3 separate regions of the Mus musculus genome follow, and all the other regions are linked to region 2. Evidence: chromatin loops called from intact Hi-C (ENCODE). Cell type or tissue: heart. All regions are shown on one strand. Links, peaks and the distances in the headings refer to the core of each region. The heading gives the core; the rest is flanking DNA. Region 1 has its middle 61 kb from the start of Mir6419. Region 2 holds the start of Nebl (nebulette). Region 3 has its middle 40 kb from the start of Mir6419.

Region 1 (6,175 bases), core at 368-5,367, 160 kb after region 2:
ACCCTGTGCCTAAGGTATGTAGCTCACAGATCTGAAGGAGTATCTGCAAAGTTCTCTAGTAGGTCCAGCCTACAGTGTGGTCTGGGTTCCATGAAGAGCCTCATTCAAAATTGCTTCTACCACTTATAGCTGACCCTTTACTATTGTTGTGAGTTATTTTTTCCCACCCTTTATCCCCCTGATTTCATCATCTATCACTAGATAGGAGAGAAAGAAGGATAGAGGAGAGGGGGAGAGGGAGAGAGGGATGGAGGGAGGGAGGGAGAGAGAGAGAGAGAGAGAGAGAGAGAGAAAGAGAGAGAAAGAGAGAGAGAGAGAGAGAGAGAGAGAGAGAGAGATCCCTGGACCTAATTTTTTTTTCTTCTTGTTTCTTCTTTCAGCATGACAAGCCCCAACCAACCACCCTGAACACCTGCCTACAAGGGTCCTAGCATTTATAGACCCCCCCTGAAAAGTTCCTAGAATTCCAAATGTTACACAATCTGCAGCTGGCAAAATCACATCTCTGCAAGAGCATGAGGTATGTCAGTGTCAGCTGCTGAGACGCAATCCCATATCCCCACACCTAGGATTAAAATGAAAACATATTCTTAAAATATTTCTGTGATTTTTGAAGAAATCGAAATTCCAAAATTCTCACTACATACCATCCACTGGGTTGTAAGTCTGAAGTGTCCAGTAATATAGCCAAATTGCTATATGGGTCTCAAGCACAAATTAATGACTCAGAGTGTTCACTACAGTGAGACACACATTAAAATCAGTCAGGATGGCTTAGCTGGATGGCCCTGAGGCTGGGGGCACAATGGTCTGTCTGTTCTTGCAGCTTGGCAGTCACAGGGTGTCTTAGTCAGGGTTTCTATTCCTGCACAGACATCATGACCAAGAAGCAAGCTGGGGAGGAAAGGGTTTATTCGGCTTACATTTCCACATTGCTGTTCATCACTGAAAGAAGTCAGGACTGGAACTCAAGCAGGTCAGGAAGCAAGAGCTGATGCAGAGGCCATGGAGGGATGTTCTTTACTGGCTTGCTTCCCCTGGCTTGCTCAGCCTGCTCTCTTATAGAACCGAGACTACCAGCCCAGAGATGGTCCCACCCACAAGGGGCCTTTCCCCCTTGATCACTAATTGAGAAAATGCCTTACAGTTGGATCTCATGGAGGCATTTCCTCAATTAAAGCTCCTTTCTCTGTGATAACTCCAGCTGTGTCAAGTTGACACAAAACTAGCCAGTACACTGGGTAATTGTCTCAACACAGACAAATAAACAGGACTCAGAATGGCCCATGCTTGAAGTGTAGAAGAAAGTGCCAAGCAGCAGGTACTGAATGGTACAGCGAGTTAGACACCAGGCCAGACATCTCAGCATCACAAGGTAGGGATGGCTACCTGCATTTCTCAGTAGAAAATGGTGTGTCATCTTGACACTGGTAGGTAATGAGGGACTCCGTGATGACTGACTCCTCCCATGAGTTTACTCCAGTTTATATGTCTCCTGTACACAGAGCTCCCTTTTTCATTCATAAAAGGGTTTTCAAAGATAAAAGGGAAACAGATTCAATGTTTTAATCCAACCAAGTATCAGATCAGGCAACTAGAATTTGTCAAACTTGTGACAGGCTCTAAGTTAATAACAGGAAATGCAAAGAAAGACATCAGAAGACAATTCAACCAAATGTGGTGTATTGTGCCTGGGATCCTAGGAGGCAAAGGCAAAGGAAACACTGTAGGTCCCATAGTGAGTTCCAGAATAGGTGGAACTACGAAGTGAGACGACCTTGTCTCAAAAGCAAACAAACCAAATAACAACAACAAAACCCATTCTGAAGATGCAGCTCGGTGGCAGTGTGGTTACCTAGTATGTTCAGGGCCCTGGATTCAATCTACAATGTGGCAAAAATTAATTAATTAATTAGTTAATTACTATATTTTCTGACTGCTTCAAAGTGTGAAGAAGATATTCTCTTACTGATGTAATTCTCCAAATGTTGATATGTGATTTAATAAGCTCATAATTTTTAATCAAATAGCTTGCACTCAAGATCCCCTGGCTGGTTTTAACAGGGAGTAAATCAGGGTGTTCTGTACCAGCCAAGCATTTGTCTACCAAAGTTATTTCACTAAAGCTCGAATCATTTGCTACTTTGATTGAAATTCTCCATTGCCATAAATTTTTTTAGTCCTGTAACAATCGACTGAAGACAGTGGGGTCATTTCAAATTTTTTCATTTCGTAATTTAGGATACAAGCTCATAGGAATAATCACATTCAAGCGATAATAATACCAATGACCAGTAACAGCTTATAATGGCTCAGATTAAATCATATGGTGGTCAGAGAATCCAAATTAGGGAGTCATCTTTGGGACGGTTTCAACAGATATACTAAGTTCTGTTTGAAATAAAGTTGCTATTCAAAATTTCAATATAATACCATTTGGGCATCAGGACATTAATTTGTTATGCAATGTTTAAGCCCTGCCAGACGTAAATATTTCAAATCCCTGTGACTTGTTCTTCCTTCCACCAGGGTCTGACTTGGGTCATCTAAAAATAGCAGCTGTCGATGTCACCAGTTCTCTCAGGCTATGCTAGAGAGGCACTTCAAAGGGGCAGCAGTTCCATATTAAAGAGACAGGACTGCTGGTGAAGCATCTTCTAGAGAAGGGCAGGCAAAGAGCTCTTCCTCCCTATAGTACTTCCCCCAACATGGCTACTCCATTGTCCATCCCAGATCCTCTTTATGCCTATTTGGCAATGTTCATCACTCAAACAAAAGGGATGTTTCCATTCTTGGTTGGTAACAGAACTTCTGGGACCTCATACTAAAGTGTGTATCAGAGTGGTCCTAATTCCTGTTAAATACAGTGGTCTTCAGCTGGGCCCCCAGAGCTCACACACTCTCATCCTCTCAAAGACATCACTCTCGAAATCATCCACCTTTTCTTCCTACTTGTTCATGTATAAATTTGTCTTTGTTTCTCCTATTTCTTAATCTTCTTCCACCACTACAGAAATAGAAACTTAGTTGGTAGAAAGTCAGTTGGATGGCTTTTTCCTGGGGCAAACATGTGAAGGAATATTTAGCTGAAGTGGTCATGGGTAAAAGACTAAGGCAGATTCTTGAAGGAACATTTAGCTGAAGCAGATACAGGTGAAAGAATGTTCTGCTAAAGCCAGCATGTGAAAGGACACATGATGAAGGATTCTTTGCTAACAACATGCATGTATTGCTCCGCCTTCCATGGCATAGTTGAGCTGCATTTGTTGAGACCCATAGAGAGAACCACACCAAAAAACTTCTGGTGCTGTGTTGCAGTTTCTTGCTGCTTCAGTGGACTCAGGCTGATTGGCAGAGTGATGTCAGATAAGACAGATGCACGTGCTGAGGCCAGATCTGTGGAGAACACGTGATGTTTGGAGGGTATAAATAGGACTCAATGACAGAGGCGAGCCTTGCCTTGCTTATAGAGCTAGCTGTGCAATGCTTGTGGGTCTCTCATCTTTGCTGTTCTTCACTTCGCTGAGAGAGACACAGCTGACAACTCTGTTGTTCTTCCAGGTCCCTTCTGATGATTTGTGCCAAGGGCTGAGGCCTAGCTATCTCTTCTAGGTAGTGCCCCCCACTACTGATTTGTGTTTGCTATCCCAACTCTTCCCAACAGGTCTGCTGGTGTATCCATGAAGTGTTTGCTAGTAGATGCAGCTGCTGCTGCTGATCTGTGAACTGAACTGCTGATTTCCAGACAACTCAGATGGATTTTGCTCCAAAGAACCTTTCTAAACAGGTCCACTTCCCCCACATCCTTTTTTTTCTGCTACCTCTGGTGGGTGTTGGGCTAAAAGGGATGCTAAAGCATTTAAGAATCACGATTAAAAATTGAATTTGAAAAAAGCTAAAGTCACGCACTATCCCATTTTTTCTTTCCCTGTAAGTAAAGTGCCTCCCAAAACTCTGTGTTTGCTTTCTCTAACTTCTTTCCTGTCCCCTCTCATCTTCAGTATTTAACTGGAACATTCCTCACCAGGATGACAATGACCTCTCTGTTGCCAAACTAACTGCCAATTTTCCTTAGTCATCTCATTTTCTCAGTGAGCAGCTTTTGACTCAGTTACCCACTTTCCCTGCCTAAGTACTTCTACTTGATGCCTGGGACAGCATGTTCCTTAGTTTTCCTGGCATCTTTTTGAAAGGTATGGGTTTGGCTTGTATACCTCAGAAAAATATATTAATAATAGTGGGAGACTTCAACACCCCACTGTCATCAATGGACAGATCATGGAAATAGAAACTAATCAGACACAGTGAAACTAACAGAAGGTAGAAACAAATGGATTTAACAGAAATCTACACAACATTTTATCCTAAAACAAGAGGATATACCTTCTCAGCACCTCATGGTACCTTCTCCAAAACTGACCATATAGTCAGTTACAAAACAGGTCTCAATAGATACAAGAAAATTTAAATAATCCCATGCATCCTATCAGATCACCACGGACTAAGGCTGATCTTCAATAGCAACATAAATAATAGAAAGTCCACATACATGTGGAAGCTGAACAACACTCTGCTCAATGATAACTTGGTCAAGGAAGTAATAAAGAAAGAAATTAAAGATGTTTTAGAGGATATTGAACTCTTACTGCCCACAGACTAAGATTACGATCCTATTTGGAAATAAGGTCTTTGCAGATTTAACCAACTTAAGGTGAGGTTTGGGTGACCCTTAATTCTATATGATAAGCATGCTTCCAAAATAGCATAATACAGACAGGCTCAGAGGGAAGATGATGTAGAGACACATGAAAATGGTGGTTCACTATGTGACTGTAGTATGAGCAAGCCAACCTCAAGACTGTCAACCAACCCTTGAAAGTAGAAAGGTAAGGGAGAAACCCCCTCATCCTGGTGAGACTAACTTCACACTTCAACCTCCAAAGTGTAAGGATACCTTAGTGTTATTTTAGGCCACTGGGTTTACCTCATGACTGTAACCACAGGGCACAAATAGACTGACAGTCAGCCTTGTCATGGATGGGTTGTTTGTCCTCACCCATGGTGGAAATGCCTTGGGCAGCATTACTACATACCTTCCCTCCATTACCACCCACCTATACCTCAGCTACTCTACAGCTTGCTTGGTGCATCCTTTCCTGTTGTCCACACTCAACACTCTACCAGACAGTATAGGCGACTCTTGTCCAGTTTCTATCAGAGATCTCAAATCCAACAAGTCTCAAACCAAAGCATTGATTCTTTCCTCCCAAAACACCGGTGTCTTCTTCAGTTTCTCCCATTTCCACAACAACCAACTGTTCAGGCAAACAAAGAGCACACACAGTGTGCCCACTGTTTCTTCACTTTTCCAGTAGCACATCCCAAAAGCAGATCCTGGGGGCTCCATGACTTCTTCCAGCCTCTCCCAACCTTATTTCTGAAGTGGAAACCCATAGGTTCTTAGTGCGGTATTCCAGGTAGGATTGCCTCTTAGCTATAGGGCTGAGGGGTCTCCTTACTCCCACCCTTGTCTCCTTTCCTTTCCTCTTCCTTGGAGGGAAAACCAAAAAACCTAAGTGACCTATGCTTCCTCACCCGCCACTCTGATTTCATTTTTGGCATCTGTCTTCTCCTCTTCTATACAGTACTCCCTCCTCTAACTGTTCTGTTTCCAGGATGCCAGCATACACCAGTCTCCCGCTTTTACACAAACTCTTCCCTCAAATACTTCATAGCTCTTCCCAACTTCCTTCTGGTTTCTGAGCAGATGTCTCCCTGTTCTAGAAACCTTTTCTGTTTGACCTATGCAGATGAGGGGTGCATCTCAGCCTAGGTTGTTTCTATTCTATGGTTTCTGTGGATTCATCACATGTGACGAAATAGTTCACTTACTGTAATGCTTTGTGTATTCTTGGACCAGGGAGTGGCACCATTTGGATGTGTGCCCTTGTTGGAATAGGTATGACCTGGTTGGATGTGTCACTGTGGGTGTGGACTTAAGATCCTCACCCTAGTTGCCTGGAAGTCAGTCTTCCACTAGCAGCCTTTGGATTAAGATGTAGAACTCTCAGCTCTGCCTGCACCATGCCTGCCTGGATACTGCCATGCTCCCGCCTTGATGATAATGGACTGAACCTCTGAATCTGTAAGCCAGCCCTAATTAAATGTTGGTTTT
Region 2 (6,175 bases), core at 387-5,386:
CAACAAGCTGGCTATGCTACTATACTGCAGAGATGAAATTTTTAAGTATAAGTTGATTTGAAGAAAAAGAAATTTCAAATATAAGGCCATTTGCTCCCCATAAAATTACTGATGTCACTAAAGAAGAACAATAAACTTTCAGTTATAGTTCACTGAAACATTTAGGAACATAAACATTTAATTTATTCAATATTTGGTTGTTAGCTTATTTGGTTTGCAGTTGAGAACCTTGTACATGCTAGACACACATTCCGCTCCTCAACTGTAATGTCAGCCCTAATATTTGGTATTAAGATGATGGTGTAAACCCTTCATATAATTTTTATTTTAGAAATTAGTGTATTTTTTCAGAATCTTTATTGATCCATGTAAAAATTCTAACAGCTAAACGAGTGTCTTATCAGTACGGAAGCCTACGATGAAGTGAAATATGAGCACATATCCAGTCATGAATTAAGGGACAATAATCATATTCTAAATACTTAAGTAGTCCAGACATTCCACCATGAAACATAAATCTACAATAAACAGAGATCTCTCCCATGTGCTTGATCTCACCTAAAGAAGAGAGAATGTGTGGTGCTGGCAGTCACCGAGTATAAAAAGCCATTGTGCCTCCCTACAAGAAGGTTCCTAAGTCACCAATAATAATCCTCCCCCAAACACTCCAATATATCACCTGCCGAATTAGAGCTGCAGCCCAGCAATAACTACACTTCAGTGAAAACATACCAGAGTGGGAAGAGGCAGCACCTTCAAGCTGCCTCTAAATGGTGACATGGCTGTCACTAAGTAGATGTGTGAGGGAGTAACAAGCTTTGCATGGGTATTCACTCTGAGAAGCAACAGTGGAGTAAAGTGAAATGGCGGACGTGGGGCGGGGGGAGGAGGGCGATGAATAAGAGTCCCACCCTGACAATCAACAACACCTGGCATGTGGTGCTCAATACATCTTAACTGCCACTGGTGTCAAGATCATAATTATCACAGCCAATGTCTTATTATTGCAGTTTACAAAACATATTTCACATGCTAAGCAACTTCTGGTTATAACTAAGCAATAACACAAATAAATAAATAATTCAAAGTTGAATTATGTAACATGTTATGCCAAGAATTTGGGAAGAAGTATGCCCATTTTTATCTACTACAAAGTTGGTCAAAAGATAAAAAAGTTACCGATAGAGTAACTTAGGGTAGCTATCCCTTATCAGTCACCACAGTGTTTTGAAGAGTAACTGCAGCATTTTTTATGTACATCTCATCTTAACTATAATCATTATACTTGAAGAGCTAAATCCACCAGCATCAATAATATTTCCAAGGTTATTGTCGAGTTGACTCTAGCAAGTTGGCCTTGGAGAACTGACCAAAGTATTACGCTACTGCCTAGGAAACAAACTTGCAAATTACAAAGAACAGTTGCAGCCAGTTTTGTGCTCAGCTCCCTGAATTCAGATACAAACACACTTCATTTCATAGAGCTCCATGTTTTTTAAGCCAGTAGTTCTCTTACATTGTTTATGAGTATTTGGTGGGTTCTCATACCAAGTAAGAAATAGTCTTGCTTATAAATTTAGAATTCTAGTTTATAAATTTATCATGTATGTGGATGTGTTTACATTAAATAACTCTAGGATTTCATTTGGAATAGCATATAAACTAGCTTTAGTTCCTAAAAACAAAATTTTTTTAATGATATTATCATGTGAACCAGTGTTTGCAGTGTACAATTCCATTAACACATACACACACACATACACACACACACACATACACACACATACACACACTATATTGCAAAGAAATGTTAGATGCAATTAAAAGCAAATGGAAAAGTATTGACTTTGACAGAAACTTCAAATGGCCTTCAGAATGTTAAGTACTATTCATTTAGATAAAGGCCTTCCATATTGAAAGTCATTCACTTAGAGATCCTTCCAAGACAAATGATATCGTTCTGCTAATTTTAAAGTCTTGGGGGTTCTCAAACATGAGCTTGATAACACAACACCATAAAACATAGTATGACTACACAACCCGGAAGAGACAGAATCTGGATTAGGAATGAGGACAATTATTCCATTAGACAATCACTGTCTATATGACCTTGGTGAAATCACCTAACATGTCTGGACTTAGTTCTATGATCTAGAAAATGACAGTGCTCTAACTGGTAACCTCGGGAGTTTTCTCTCCAGCCCCATGACTCTACAACACAGCCATTCCACGTAAAGGAAGCAAATAAGATAAAAGTCTTTAAAGCCACTTACGTCACTAATGAGCTCGGTGCACTTTCTGGCCAGTTCCATGCTGAGGTCTTCAATAACAGGTTTCAGAGACACCTATGTGAAAATTAAAAAGAAAGAGGGAGGGAGAAGGTCTGATTTTCCCTTATCTGTTAAAGGACAGAGTTCTGTGCTTAAGTGAGTTCTTTCTTGCTCACCTTGGCTTCCTGGTTTTCTTCCTGCTCCACATTTTCCTCCTCAGTTTCCTCTTTTACATCCCCGGATACAGGTACCTTCATCTTTACCCTATGAAGATATTAATGCTTTCAAACTGTGTCTTCTCAGGAACTACCACACCCGTGAGCTACCAAGTCTCTGGGGCACTGGAAGCAAAGGCTTGCCAGACTTTATCCCTGGCTCATGTCACTCCTTATCTCAATGGTGTGTCAGTGAACACCCAGGAGCCTCAGGGTCTGCCAGGCCCAGCCTCACAAGTGAAAACTCTCTCCTAAGTCAAAGCTCAACTTTACAAACTTAAAATCAACATTCTTAGGATAGCATAGGAAACCCAAGACAAAATGGTTTTTTTTTATCTTCTACTAATGAATTTTAAATCAATTAATCAATTAATTTTAAAAATTGTTTTAAAGGGACTTGACAATTCTAGAAATCTACTCAGCTATAACACCTAAGATAGCACCGGCCTAAAGCCTTTATCCCAAAGATATCTCAACTTGGTCTAAATAAAGCCTCCTCTGGAATGTCAGTCATTCTGTTTCCATATAGAGACTCCGTACCATACAAATTTATTTCATTAACTTAAATTAAATGTTTTATGAGGTTTTAGTGTACTTCTCACATCCCCCAAAACTACTCACTTCATATTAGCTGATTAGAGGCTAATAATTTATTACAAAAAGCCCTTTGAACCACTTCAAAGAATCTATTCTGAGTTAATTACAACTGCTAATCTCAAATTAGGGAATACTGTACCATATTAATCGTAAACATCATTAAACATGAGAAGTTGAAGTTAATATATGTTGATATATTATTTAAGACTTCAGGAAACATCGCTGCATTGGAAATAATTATGCTCTGCATTTTTGTCATTGTGTGAATTTTCACTAACTCACTAGTATCTTTTATAGTCTCACTGTATCCCACACTTGGAAAACTAAGAAATTACATTACCATATTTGTTGTGTAGACTATCTTACTAGTTCAATAATTAAGAAAACTCTTCTAAATAAATCCTTTATTGTCGATTTAAGCAATTCTAAGAATCTCTCATTCCTGATGTGTTAATTTGGCTGTTTAAATTTTAAGGTAAAATTGCTTTTTATAAAAGTATTGCATATCAGTGATCAGTGTTAGAAAAACACCCCATGGTGACTAATTAAATTAATTACATAAAATAGAGCTTTATCCAAAATAATACTTCATTCCTACATAGCCAAATATATTTTGATATCATCTTGTTTTCAATTTATTTTTAATAACTTGTAAAATATTTTTAATTTAAAAAAACACCCTGAAGTTAAGAAGATCTAATGTCTATATATCCCATTGAACATCTATGAAGGTAGAATAGTGATTCTGAAGTTGTGGAGCTAGTTTCATGTTACATTTTATATAGTCTTAACTATTGAATATCTATCTCTGTACACGTCCTTATCAGTTTTTAAAAGAAAAATGCCCCAGCCTTATCTAATAAGTCATTCGAATTCTGAACATCCATCAAAAACCATACTGTTTCTCACATGCTTTTCCAAAAGGCAAAACTGTACCACAAAAAAAGGTTGATAAGGCAAAAAACAATGACCTAAAACAAATCTCTTCAAGAAACCTATAAAGAAATTTCTATAGTTGTCAGGATGAGTGTTACACACCACAGTGACACATGCAGAGACCTGTGATGACCGTCAATCAAAAGCCCTACCCAACTTACTAAATCTTTCCCTTCTAAAAGAAGAATCCTGTCTGCCTCCTGTTTCCACATCTATTCTGCCTACTATTGTCTCTTAATGGCATCCAGTGCCCTCTGTGAAATGTGACTTAGGAAAACATTGTTACGTCTGACTAACTTCTTCATGATTTGCTGGCTTTCTCATTAAACAGTTTTGAATAGAGGTCAAATTAAGGGTATCACAGACCCCACTTAACCAGCAAAATGCCAGAAAGGAACTGTCCCCGGAATGCTAAATTGGGAAACTTTGAGATAACAGCCATGTCGTCCCTCACGTCTACTGGAATTCTTTTCGTTTGTTATAAACTTGTCCTGTAAGGAGAATTTGCAATCTATAAGTTTCCCTCATGTCCTCTCCCTAAGGCTGTCTTTTGCTTCTGTAGAGGCTCCTCTGTGCTACCTTCAGGAAGGAAATGCTTTCTACGGAGGAATAATTTCTAAAAACTTTTCTTGCAAACCTTCAGAAGTACATAGGAAAAAATATCCCAACGCTGTCCAAGATGAACCTCTTAGCTTCCACTTCAGATGACAATGCTCATGTTGCTTTGGGTGATGTCTGTTTCCATAGTGAATGGCGTGCCTGAGGCTTAAGCAGGATTTCTTCTCATCTTCAATCTTGCTGTGAGTTCTTAATGGTTCTTCGCTGGGCTGCAATAAAATAATCAGTTAACCTTTAATGCACAAAAGTTTCAAAGACACACCAAACACCACACATAATATGAACATATTTTTTCTTTTAAGAGGTCAGAATCAGAATTTTAAAGTCACATTACTAAAATCTTTAAAGCTTGCATTTCCAGCCAATTTAGGAGATGGGAGCAAAGCAATCACAACTTCAAGCCCAGCCCAAGCTACAGAGAGAGCTTCATCCCAACCTGGACAACTTAGCAAGACCATGTCTTAAATAAACATAAAAAGATGGCTAGGAACACAGCTGGCTTATTACCAAGTTTGCTTGCTTCTATGCAAGGCCTTCTGTTGGGCCCCAGTGCTGACAACCATCACAAACCCTCACTTAGAATGCTTTCCTTCAGAGAGGACAAACAGAAGGCTAAGAACAGTGAACTATTTGCTTCCTTTGCAAAACAGTGTGATAGGAACTGCTTAGTACACACTGATGCCTGCTTAGTACACACTGATGTTGTTATGCTGGTTCTACACCAGGATAAGGAGATCCAGTAGTAAGTAGCACATACCCTGGCAGGAAAAAAATCACCTCAAAACTTGCTGAGTGAACTCTTTAATGGACTTTCTGGCAAGCCACATACACCATTACTTTTGATTTAGTGTGTCTTCTTTTCATTTGCATAAGAAGATAGTATAAAAGTCATGTCAAATTTCCTCTATATTTTTTAAGCCCTGATTTTATCAGTCAAGCTTTTCTGTCAATAGGTATAAACTCTGACTTGGGGAATTTGTTAGAAAAGGGTCCTTAGTGGGCAGTTATTACGTTTCAAAAATACCTATCCTTTTTCGTAAATCCTAGTGTAAGTTTAATGTTGTATTATCATAAATTACAATTGAGTTCTGAGCTGAGATGGGAGATACCAGAAAATATGATGCCTCAGACCATGGGATGCTTTAGATTACAGACACTGGGGAATCAGCAGAATCTGGAAAGAGCTCTTCTTTGAAAATTCTTTATTTACACAAAGGCTGCTTCTACCAAAAGCGAACATAGTGGGCTTCTACCATGTTATTTCATCAACCAAGAAGAGGAAACCAAACACCCAAAGCCGAAACAAACTTTGTCTCAGTCTGTTGTCTTTCTGAGTCTATATCTCACCACCCCCTCCCCCAGTAAATCATTTATTCTTCCCTAAAATTGCCTCCATCTTGACTCAATACTTTCTCCCATATGAAGATATAATATGAAGGGGTATATAAGCCTTTAAACCCCATTTTCTTATTGGGCCCTCACAGTCATACAAAAGAAGTCAATGGCTTTAACTATCTGAATATACCCTTTAACCAGAGC
Region 3 (6,175 bases), core at 856-5,855, 63 kb after region 2:
TTGTTTTGTTTTGTTTTGTTAGGTATTTATTTCATTTACATTTCCAATGCTATCCCAAAAGTCCCCCATCCACTCCCCCACCCACCCACTCCCACTTCTTGGCCCTGGCATTCCCCTGTACTGAGGCAGATAAAGTTTGCATGACCAATGGGCCTCTCTTTCCACTGATGGCCGACTAGGCCATCTTCTGATACATATGCAGCTAGAGACACGAGCTCTGGGGGGTACTGGGTAGTTCATATTGTTGTTCCACCTATAGGGTTGCAGATCCCTTTAGTTCCTTGGTTACTTTCTCTAGCTCCTCCATTGGGGGCCCTGTGATCCATCCAATAGCTGACTGTGAGCATCCACTTCTGTGTTTGCTAGGCCCTGCCATAGTCTCACAAGAGACAGCTATATCAGGGTCCTTTCAGCAAAATCTTGCTAGTATATGCAATGGTGTCAGCGTTTAAAGGCTGATTATGGGATGGATCCCTGGATATGGCAATCACTAGATGGTCCATCCTTTCATCTCAGCTCCAAACTGTGTCTCTGTAACTCCTTCCATGGGTGTTTTGTTCCCAATTCTAAGAAGGGGCAAAGTGTCCACACTTTGGTCTTTGTTCTTCTTGAGTTTCATGTGTTTAGCAAATTGTATTTTATATCTTGGGTATTCTAAGTTTCTGGGCTAATATCCACTTATCAGTGAGTACATATTGTGTGAGTTCCTTTGTGATTGGGTTACCTCACTCACAATGATGCCCTCCAGGTCCATCTATTTGCCTAGGAATTTCATAAATTCATTCTTTTTAATAGCTGAGTAGTACTTCATTGTGTAAATGTATCACATTTTCTGTATCCATTCCTCTGTTGAGGGGCATCTGGGTTCTTTCCAGCTTCTGGCTATTATAAATAAGGCTGCTATGAACATAGTGGAGCATGTGTCCTTCTTACCGGTTGGAACATCTTTTGGATATATGACCAGGAGAGGTATTGCGGGATCCTCCGGTAATACTTTGTCCAATTTTCTGAGGAACTGCCAGACTGGTTTCCAGAGTCGTTGTACAAGCTTGCAATACCACCAACAATGGAAGAGTGTTCCTCTTTCTCCACATCCACGCCAGCATCTGCTGTCACCTGAATTTTTGATCTTAGCCATTCTGACTGGTGTGAGATGGAATCTCAGGGTTATTTTGATTTGCATTTCTCTGATGATTAAGGATGTTGAACATTTTTTCAGGTGCTTCTCAGCCATTTGGTATTCCTCAGGTGAGAATTCTTTGTTTAGCTCTGAGCCCCATTTTTTAATGGGGTTATTTGATTTTCTGGAGTTCACCTTCTTGAGTTCTTTATATATGTTGGATATTAGTCCCCTATCTGATTTAGGATAGGTAAAGATCCTTTCCCAATCTGTTGGTGGCCTATATAAGTCTTTATAAGATTTTTTTATGTTTGGTTTGGGTTTTGCTTTTTTTGTTTGTTTGTTTGTTTGTTTGGGTTTGGGGGGTTGGGTTTTTTTTGTTTTTTGTTTTTGGTTTTTTTGAGACCGGGTTTTTCTGTATAGCCCTGGAACTCACTTTGTAGACCAAGCTGGCCTCAAACTCAGAAATCTGCCTTCCTCTGCCTCCCAAGTTCTGGGATTAAAGGCGTGTGCCACCACGCCCGGCGGGTTTTGCTTTTTTATGTACTCTGACTTCAATGTTCTAGAACATGGGTAGTCCTTGCATTTTCAATATTCTTAGATTTTTAGGTCATACAGTAAGAAGCCATAAACCATACCTTACTGAGAAAGTATTGCTTCAGTCATTCTATAAAACTATAGAAGTCACCACATATTTAAGAAGCACACAAGAAAATGTAGGTATTGTCAAGCAATATAGCAAGAATGAAAAGAAATCAAAGCAATTTCTAAAAGTAAAGACCCTTCTAGAGTGGGATTTTGATAAGAAAGAAGACACAAAATATATTACTATTTTATAAATTATTGCCTCATGTGGCTACTCAGTGCACATTTACTGAGCATGGGTTGCATACCAAGTACTAACTGGGCCACCAGAAATCTTGTATTGAAAGAGCATATTAGTCCCTTCCTTTACTGTGACATTTGTCCTAAGAAAGGTGTTATGAGCCATGACTGAGAAATAGGGAGAAAGCTAAGCTAGCCCAAAACAGAAGAAGCGTGGGGAGGTATATGGCAACTCCTTTGTTCTCCAGCTTATCACTGTGCTGGATCACACCTTTCTATAGTCTAATGTGGAGCAGAGGAGGAAAAAATGCCAATGGACCCATAGAAGGAGATAGCAAGAGCAGAAAGATCAAGAACAAAGAGACCTGCTGGTAAGTATGGTAGAACATCATTAACAGTGTCAGAGTGTGGTCCCTTCTGTGGCATGGGTCTCAAGTTGGACCAGTCATTGATAGGCCATTCCCTCACTTTCTGCTCCATCTTTACTCCTGCACATCTTGTAGGCAGGAAAAATTGTAAACTGAAGATTTTGTGACTGGGTTGGTGTTCCAGTTCCTCCACTGAAGGCACCTTATAGGAGATGCCAGGTTCAGGCTCCATATCCCCTATTGCTAGGGTCATACTCATAGATTCCTGGAAATTTCCATTGCCTGGTACAACTATTATCAGAGAGGCCACTGATGGAAAGAGATGCAGAGACCCACAGCCAAACATTAGGTGGAGCCAGAAAAATTCTACAGAAGAGGGGGAGAAAGGATTGTAGGAGCCAGAGAGGTCAAAGACAACACAAAAAAACCTACAAAATCAACTAACCTGGCCCCAAAGGGACCCATAGAGACTGAACTGCCAAACGGGCAGCATGGATGGGACTGACATAGACCTTTGCACATATGTAAAAGCTGTGCAGCTTGGTCTTTATGTGGGACTTCTGACAGCAGGAACAGGGCTGGCTTTTTTGTCTACCTTTGGGACCGTTTCCCCCTACTGGGTGGCTCCTCTAGCCTAAACGGGAGACGAGCCTAGCCTTATTGCAACTGGTTATGCCAAAGCTAGTAGATATCCATGGGAGGCCTGCCCTGTTCTAGAGAGAAAGGGAGGGGGGATGGGGTGCTGGAGGGGTGAAGGCAGGACTGGGAGCAGAGGAGGGAGAGGAAACTGTGGATGTAAAGTAAATTAAATAATGAAGAAAGGAGAAATGAAGGGAGGGAGGGAGGGAGGGAGAGAGGGAGGGAGGGAGGGAGGGAGGGAGGGAGGGAGGGAGGGAGGGAGGGAGGGAGGGAGGAAAAGCCCACAGGGCTCAGAGACAAGAGGGACATCAAAGCTCAAATCTCAGCTCTCGGTAAACCAGGGATAGCCCTTGTTTTCCAGGCAAAGTATTTTCTATATTATCTTAAAGGCAGTAGGGATCCATGGACATATTCTAAAAGAAAGTTTGAAACAATCAAATGTGTGTTTTAGGAATAATTTGCAAGAGATCATGTGGCGAACGACCTGGGATGGAGCAAGAGCAATCAAGACTACTGCAGAAACCCAAGTAAGGAACAGGGGCCTGTTCCAAACAGAGGAGACAGTGTGCTCTGCTGTGCATTCTGGAGATTGAAGAATACTGACTGAAAGTGTAGACAATCTCTTTTCTCTTAAAGTTAATGAAGTAAAACTATGAGGTGTATAAAATACTGCTTACAGCCAGACTGTGGACTGTAACATGTGAAATGACTGTGGGCAATAAGATTAACCCTCCTCAGGGCACTGCAAGGATTCAAGAGGGGAGGAAGATCACTAACCAGTTGGTGAGTGCATGCTGGGGTCAGGGGTCAGGACTTCATTTTCCAGTGGTGTCAAATTGGCTGAAACAAGAGGAATGACTCACAGGAAAGTCCAGAGCAGATATCAAGTCCAGGCCTAAAAGAAACGGGCAAACGGTGTTGACAAGCAGTGGAAGATAAGGCCGGAAATAGTTCAGGGCAATTGTGAAAGGTCACTGGAGTCCATAAAGGGCATAGGAAGGCAGACTTCATCCTGCTGGGGGGGGGGGGGGGGCAGAGGAGGGTTTTATTTAATGGGTCACGAGCAAGATCTTGGTGAAGCAGATACTTAAGTAAGACTAATCTGAGGATGGAATTCCCGGTAGCACGGGAGATCATGAGGTGCTTCAAAGGAAGACAAAAGCCCAGTGCAGGAGCTGCTGTAGAGACTGAAACAGGAAGGCACGTGGTAAGCCTGGAAGCCTAGAAATGGGGAGGCAGGTGGTCTCAAAAGCAGCACCTCAAAAAATCACCTCTGGATGCCTAATCTGGATCCAAGCGGAAGTCACAGGTGCCTAGTCTCATATTTCGGTGGCTGCTTTCAAAGCTCCCCTCAAGGCAAAGCTATTTAGCAAGAAGCCCTGTTCTTGCCATGCACGAGTGATTACTGGTCTGAGACATATTTGTTTCTTTAAGTGACTGTGGCTAAAAAATTAGGGATAAAAAGCAGAGATCAGCCTTTGAAGTCCTGCCCTACGTGAAAAAATAAAGCAAAGCCAGCTGTGAGGGACACCATAAATGGGAAAGAAAGGGCCAAAAGGTAATTTTCCATATATTTTTCACAGGAAAGTGTAACTATTCCTTATAGAAATCCTTTCCCTGAGGAGAGAGGTTGTTCAGAGGGTCTAATTAAACAGTGTGTCAAAGTGTTCCGAAACCCATGAACTATTCATGAACATGTGTTAGACATTACAAGGAAAATATGTGCTATTGTCCCATCGATTTCTTTGGCATACTTCATCCTTGCTGTCAGAAAGCACCCTACTGACCCACTGTTACACTGGATTCTATCGGGGTTACTAACAGAGATGAGCTGGAGGTGAAATGCAGCCTGTTAAAGCGAGCTAGGAGGTCACCCTAAAAACACAAGCCTTCAAGGGTTTACATGTTAGCCATCAACTTCATAATTTATAGATTATGTTAATAAAACCATGATGGGTTATAATAAAATACCACCCCATTTTCCTTACATGCTATTTAGTGTACTGAACTACTTAAAGTCAAGAGCTTCTGTATAAAATTTTACTTAATGATACAAGTTATAGTGCCTGTATTAGGAGGAGACTTAACAAAAAAATCCATTTGCATGCTGCATGACTTTCTAATTTTTATCTTTCTCTCCTTTCAAAGCCTACGTCTGTGTTTGCTGTGTACCAACAGAAAGCAAGCTCCCCCAAGTCAGTTGTTTGGATTCATATAAGACCTAATTGCCTCCTACAGGATAATTTTGCCACCAGTTTACAATTAGCATGCATTTCTCATGCATGAGTTGACCCAATTACATAACAAATTTTACCTTTGGGGATTTCTCTTGACTGCTTGTCTTCTGTCCACCATACAGCTCAATTTTACACTGTCAGCAGCTGAACATGGTTACAGTCAGTCTCTGTCAAAATGATTTATTTAAATTACAAACAGAGACTAAATCCCGAGATAATCATGCCTGCGCTCTCACGCTCACCCTTACACTCAACCTAACTTTGAATCAAATCTTTTAATAGTCCATAGCCATTGTATTCAATTATTTGGTCTCAATAATCCAATATTTCTGAAGCTAACTTATAAAGTCCCGGGGAACTAAATCAGCAGTGTCCTTGTGAGTTTATTAATGGGCCTATAATTTATTTTACATTCTAAGTCAATGAAAATTTATGTGGCTATATCAAAAGAGTTAGGATTAATTACATTTCAGTATCAAATTACGGACAGCTTTTGATCTTTGCTTTTCTTGCAAAGCAAGCAAGCTTTCCTTATGAATGGATATGGTGGGTTCCAAGTGGTAGCAGTGAAAGTAGAGTTGGGAAACAGGATACATAATCAAAGCTGTAGACACAGAGTAAAAGAAATGGTCTGGTGGGCAGTGGTGTAAGGACACTCACATAGACACACAAACTGTGCAGCAAAGACAGGCACAAGCTCAAGCCGGTCTGATAAGAATCCACTTACCATTTCCATCCATCTCAGAAAGCCTGGCATTCTCTCATTGCTTTCTTTCTCTTTCCTCTTCACGTGATACCTTCCTTCCACCTATGATGAATTAGAAAACAAACAGTGTTTATCTAAGCCAGGAAGGCTGTAAAAAAACCTCTTGGGGCTTGATTTTACCATTTTGTTTCCCAATCTTTCCCCACACTGTGAGTTAATTGAAAGTGCAGCCCCTAGGTGTGCTTAAGCAGGCACAGGGAAAGACATCAGTCATCTCTGG

What was found. Peaks named below come from ENCODE experiments on the same cell type or tissue, not always from the same donor. Only the 100,000 strongest peaks of a DNase experiment are listed, where the experiment ranks them.
Region 1: a loop joins it to region 2, with 8 times the contacts of the local background. A loop is called at or near these places in 5 of 42 quality-filtered maps.
Region 3: it touches region 2 in a loop (3.0-fold over the local background); 4 of 42 quality-filtered maps call a loop at or near these places.

The regions. Positions count from the first base shown.
Region 1 is chr2:17,621,593-17,627,767 of GRCm38, forward strand. It overlaps a transcript of Nebl not described here. Among named protein-coding and RNA genes, the nearest start is that of Mir6419, 61 kb to the left of the region's middle. In heart, for the core only: a CTCF peak has its summit at 2,598; a DNase peak (open chromatin) is centred at 2,569; H3K27ac peaks cover 1,190 bases.
Region 2 is chr2:17,458,012-17,464,186 of GRCm38, forward strand. It overlaps Nebl (nebulette), which reads right to left and starts at 4,845. Exons shown (of 26, transcript NM_001362722.1): 1 at 4,656-4,845; 2 at 2,447-2,534; 3 at 2,274-2,345. The coding sequence starts at 2,527. In heart, for the core only: no CTCF peak of the experiment used is centred there; a DNase peak (open chromatin) is centred at 2,640; H3K4me3 peaks cover 2,650 bases; H3K27ac peaks cover 4,837 bases.
Region 3 is chr2:17,520,134-17,526,308 of GRCm38, forward strand. It overlaps a transcript of Nebl not described here. Among named protein-coding and RNA genes, the nearest start is that of Mir6419, 40 kb to the right of the region's middle. In heart, for the core only: no CTCF peak of the experiment used is centred there; a DNase peak (open chromatin) is centred at 3,908; H3K4me3 peaks cover 630 bases; H3K27ac peaks cover 3,141 bases.